Linked DNA regions of Homo sapiens: region 2 is linked to region 1. A link is a loop called in an ENCODE intact Hi-C map of the cell type or tissue named here. Cell type or tissue: ascending aorta. All regions are shown on one strand. Region 1 has its middle 5.7 kb from the start of LINC02018. Region 2 holds the start of ZNF717 (zinc finger protein 717).

Evidence for each region. Peaks named below come from ENCODE experiments on the same cell type or tissue, not always from the same donor. Only the 100,000 strongest peaks of a DNase experiment are listed, where the experiment ranks them.
Region 2: it touches region 1 in a loop (5-fold over the local background); 3 of 110 quality-filtered maps call a loop at or near these places.

What each region holds. Positions count from the first base shown.
Region 1 is chr3:75,428,352-75,430,851 of GRCh38, forward strand. It overlaps the pseudogene FAM86DP. Among named protein-coding and RNA genes, the nearest start is that of LINC02018, 5.7 kb to the right of the region's middle. In ascending aorta, a CTCF peak has its summit at 1,478 (motif pointing left); a DNase peak (open chromatin) is centred at 1,440; H3K27ac peaks cover 684 bases.
Region 2 is chr3:75,784,271-75,786,770 of GRCh38, forward strand. It overlaps ZNF717 (zinc finger protein 717), which reads right to left and starts at 1,279. Exons shown (of 5, transcript NM_001290208.3): 1 at 1,114-1,279. RefSeq lists an enhancer at 1,392-1,541. In ascending aorta, a CTCF peak has its summit at 1,231; a DNase peak (open chromatin) is centred at 1,341; H3K4me3 peaks cover 1,568 bases; H3K27ac peaks cover 960 bases.

The sequences.
Region 1 (2,500 bases):
GTTCAAGCAATTCTCCTGCCTCAGCCGCCCAAGTAGCTGTGACTACAGTTGTGTGCCACCATGTCCGGCTAATTTTTGTACTTTTTTTTGAGACAGAGATTCGCTCTCGTTGCCGAGGCCGGAGTGCAATAGCACGATCTCAGCTCACTACAACCTCCACCTCCCAGGTTCAAGAGATTCTCCTGCCTCAGCCTCCTGAGCAGCTGGGATTACAGGCGCCCAGTACCACACCCCACTAATTTTTGTATTTTTAGTAAAGATGGAGTTTCACCATGTTGGCCAAGCTGGTCTCAAACTCCTGACTTCAGGTGATCCCCCTGCCTCAGCCTCCCTATGTGCTGGGATTATAGGCATGAGCCACCACGCCTGGCCTAATTTTTGTATTTTTAGTAGAGATAGGGTTTCACCATATTGGCCAGGCTGGTCTCGAACTCCTGACCTCAGATCCACCCGCCTTGGCCTCCCAAAGTGCTGGGATTACAGGCATGAGCCACCATGTCCAGCCCTGTCAAGTATTCTTTGAGGACTGGGCACCAGGTCCTTGTGAAGCAGGTAGTGTGTGTCACCTATTGGACAAATGCCCAACAACCCCACGAGACATGCTGTTGTTGTTGAAGTGCTTGATTTACAGACAGGGAAACTGAGGCTAAAGAAGGTTAATGGACTTCATGTCTAAGACTGCAGAATGGGTGAGTCAGAATTTGAACCCACACCCACATTTTCACTTTGTCTGTGCAGGAAGTGTATCTGGGCTGTGAGGGGGAGGAGGGTGCCCTTCTCATACCAGCAAATAACTCCGGTGGCCCTGGGTGGACTCCTTGGCCATCAGGGTCTCTGCCAGTGCCTCATACAGCTCGTCCAAAGCCTCCATGTGGACAGCCTCGTGCTGGGGGCAGACAGAGTGAGAGCTTGTTTGCTTTTGTTCTAATCTGTAAAAATGGCCAGATGATTTTCACCAAGTTTGGAGGGGAGATTTGGGATGGAATGGTGTAACACCGGCCAGCTGGCATATAAAATATTCACTTCGTTGGGCATGGTGGTGTGTGCCGAATAGTTCCAGCTACTCTAGAGGCTGACATGGGAGGACTGCTTGAGCCCAGGAGTTCCAGGACAGCCTGGGCAACAGAGATCTTGTCTCTAAAAAAAAATAATTCCACTTGGTAGGGAAACATGAACGGGAGGGCCTTCAACAAGAGGTGTTGAGAGGGTAGGGTTAGATGTAGTCTAGGGCAGGAGACAAGGATTCCGTGAGAGCTGCCACCTGACCACGACAGAGAGCTCTGTGTTTGGATCAAACACAGAGAGGAGGAAAACAAAAGGTGCTTTTAAGTGAGCCCAGACAGAACTGTGAGGGCGGCCCATGCTGCAGGCTGTGGCTGTCAGCAGGCTGCTTCTCCACAGCTGGCCCCGTCCTATGATTCATAGGGCAGCAGAAGGGTACACTAGGTGACTGCTGCCCTCTCCTGGTGGCACAGGGCAGAACTGCTGGTGACCACAGATGCACCCTTTTGGGGAGGACTAGGGAGAAAGCAGGTATTGGAGAAGCAGGGGATTGTTTATTTGCTAAAAGTGTGGCCCTTTCATTCAGCAAGTCTGCTTCTGCCTACTGAGGAATGGCCTCTCGACATCCCCATGTCAAACCCTGCATATTCAGGCCCATCTTTAAAATCCATCCTAGGCCAGGTGAGGTGGCTCATGCCTGTAATCCCAGCATTTTGGGAGGCCAAGGCAGGCGGATCACCTGAGGTCAGGAGTCCGAGACCAGCCTGGCCAACATGGTGAAACTCTGTCTCTACTAAAAATACAAAAATTAGCCGGGCATGGTGGCGTGTGCCTGTAGTCCCAGCTTCTTAGAAGGCTAGACATGAGCATTGCTTGAACCCAGGAGGCAGAGGTTTCAGGGAGCTGAGATTGTGCCACGGTAATCCAGCCTGGGCAACACAGTGAGACTGTTTCAAAAAAGTAAATAAATAAGTAAAAAATAAAATCCATCCTATATCAGTCAGGAAAGAGCTCATTCCAGCAGGATCAAAGCAGAGAATTCACCAGAGGAACTAGTTCCAAAGGTATGGCAAGAGCTAAATCTTCCAAAAGGGGCCCGTGGGGCAACCCAGAGACGGACAAGAGCAGGAAACTCCAAACCCTTCAGCGGGCAGGACAGAGGGTGTGGGTGAGGGTTCCAGTGCTGTGGGCTGGACCAGCCTGGTAGGAATGAGAATTCATATGCTAGGAGCTGGCGCCCCAGAGAAGCAGCTGCTGTGGAAACCCCAGGAGGCAGAGTGAGGGAGAGACGCTGGCCTCCCCTTCTTCCTGCCCTGCACTGTCTCCCATGGGTCACACTCAGATGCAGCCAGTTGCCTGGGGAGGCCCCTGCCATGCTGGGGTTTGCAAAGAAGGCCCAGGGCCTGGGAAGGATGGGGTCTCCAGCACGCAGGTGGCTATGCTGTCCGGCTACTGGGCGGACACTGCCCATAACTGACCTTTTTGATGAGTTCTGAGA
Region 2 (2,500 bases), 360 kb after region 1:
AACTTCAAACAAATAAAATGGTGGTTGTTTTTTATAAGCCAGTAAGGTTTAATTAGTTCCTTAAACAGCAAGTATTAACTGTTACACCTAAGTGAACAGAATTCAATATGTTTTTAACAAAATTACGTAGGGGGAGAAAGTCTTAAATTACAAATCAAATACAATCGATAGAACTTCACAATCTAATGCTAAAGCTAAATTTGGTGATGGACTAGGTTTAATATATCTCAAACGCTGGAAACAACGAGGAAAGGTTGAAGGAATGGGACTGTGTTTGGAGAGTATTTTAATCTTCTCAGGTATGACAGGTCACTCCTGTACCCCAGACCACACTTTCAGGCCCCTTCAAATAAGGAATATTTCCTAGGTCCTTGCCTGTTCTTCTCAGCCGAATTCACCTCAACCTTCTGAAAGTTCGTCCAAACCTACCACTGTCACCTAGTCTTTGCAAATCTTGTGCATTCTAGGGAGTAGAATTAATATTTCCCGAGCGAGGAAAACTGGGATCTTCACCTGTGACCTTTTATCCTCCTCTGAAGCACCAGTGGGAGGTTAGACCAGAGGGCTGTTCTTTCAAGTGCGCTTCTTATTCATAGGGAACCCTCCCTTTCAAACCTTATAACACACGGTTAAGACTGAAGTACCCTTAAGGCTGAAGACCATCATCCAGTACCCCATCTCCCTCGCGGCATCAGTGAGTTCTTCCCTGGAAACTAGGTCTCGTATAAACTTCTGTAAACGCAACCCAGGAGGACTAGGCAGGTCACACAGTGAAGGAGGGAACCAGAAACTTCACTTGCTAAAGAGACACCGGGAAACCCAACTAATACAAACGCCCAGTTTAAGACTCGAGGCGCACGCGTTTCGCACTACTCCTCTGGGAATGGGGAACGTCTCCCGAGAACTGTGTGTTCGCACTGGGACAGATGGGCAAACTGAGCGTCATGCGGGTTGGTAACCGGCTCCCTCAGCGGCAGGACAGGAGCGCGGCCTGCAGACTCCGGGCCCAGGGCCACCGGCCTCGCCTACCCGCTCCTGCGCCTCTAGAACCCGCTTCACTGCCGGGACCCCACGCCTGTCCTCCCAGCCCCCGCCAGGGTCCGCGGCCTGCACCTGCACTTCAGGCCCTGCCCGCCCGCGATGCGCCCACGCGTCTGCTCCCACAACTGGGGAACACTGGTCCGGCCCCCCGGGATCCCCCGGGCCCACGGGTTCCTCTTCGCCCTCGCACCGACCCGCAGGGACATAGAACCAAGCCCCAGGCTGGCCCAGCTACAAGACCGCCTCTGGGTGCCGCACTTCCGGAGGAAAATGGCGGAGTGGGCGGGGCGGCGCATGCGCAGAGAGAAAAGCTGGTTCCCAAGGTCCTTGATGGTAACATCATTGGAAGGTGACACTACATTTCCCATGAGGCTCTGCGGTCCCCGGTTAGGAACCCAAGCCGGACATTCTGTTTTGCCCAGCAGTGAGTCCAGTTACCCAGAGACCCGGACTTAATGGATCAGGACTGGTCCCTACCCAGGTGACACAGATGTGGCATTCTGGTTCTTTATTAAATCCTGGTTTCACAGCCTGGCACATTGTGAAAATAATGGAGAAATTTCAATAGAGGCCAATTGGTCTATGCTATTAATGAGTAACTTTTTTTTTTTTTTTTTTTTTGAGACGGAGTCTCACTCTGTCACCCAGGCTGGAGAGCAATGGTGCGATCTCGGCTCACTGCAACCTCCGCTTCCCGGGTTCAAGCGATTCTCCTGCCTCAGCCTCCTGAGTAGCTGGGATTACAGGTGCGCGCCACCACACTCACCTAATTTTTGTATTTTTAGTAGAGACGGGGTTTCACCATGTTGGTCAGGCTGGTCTCGAACTCTTGACCTCGTGATCCGCCCTCCTCGGCCTCCCAAAGTGCTGGGATTACAGGCGTGAGCCACTGCGCCCAGCCCTCAAGTCTATTTTTTATAAATGCATTCGAAAGCATGAAAAAAATCATGTCTCTATTTTACTTTAAAATTTTAAAAACACAACTAATGAATATGGTAATTCTCTTCCAATCCGTTATCTTTTCTCTCACTAAACTAATTTATAAGCCTTCAATTTACACAGTTACAAAAAATGCTCTAGTGCATATACTGGGATAAAATAACAGGGTCATAAGACAGGTGCACTCCATAATCTTTGTGACAACTTACACTTCCAGTGTCTGATAAATATTTGCCCATAAACTCCCACGTTTCATCCATCCACCAATCAATCAAATCTAGCTATCTTTATTTATTTATTGTGAGAAAGACCTGAACTTTGCCTTTCCTTCCCTGATTTCTGCCACAAACTAGGCAAGGATTTCTGCCTAGGGGTTTCTCAGAGCTCCGGCCACCACCGAGGTTCCTAACAGGGAAACGCAAGCTTGAATGCTCAGGGTTGATGTGGGAGTGCGTGTGAAACGGGGTTGGGGTGAAAGGGCAGTGAAGTTTGTAGGTGGGCAGATGAGGGTGTGAAGGGC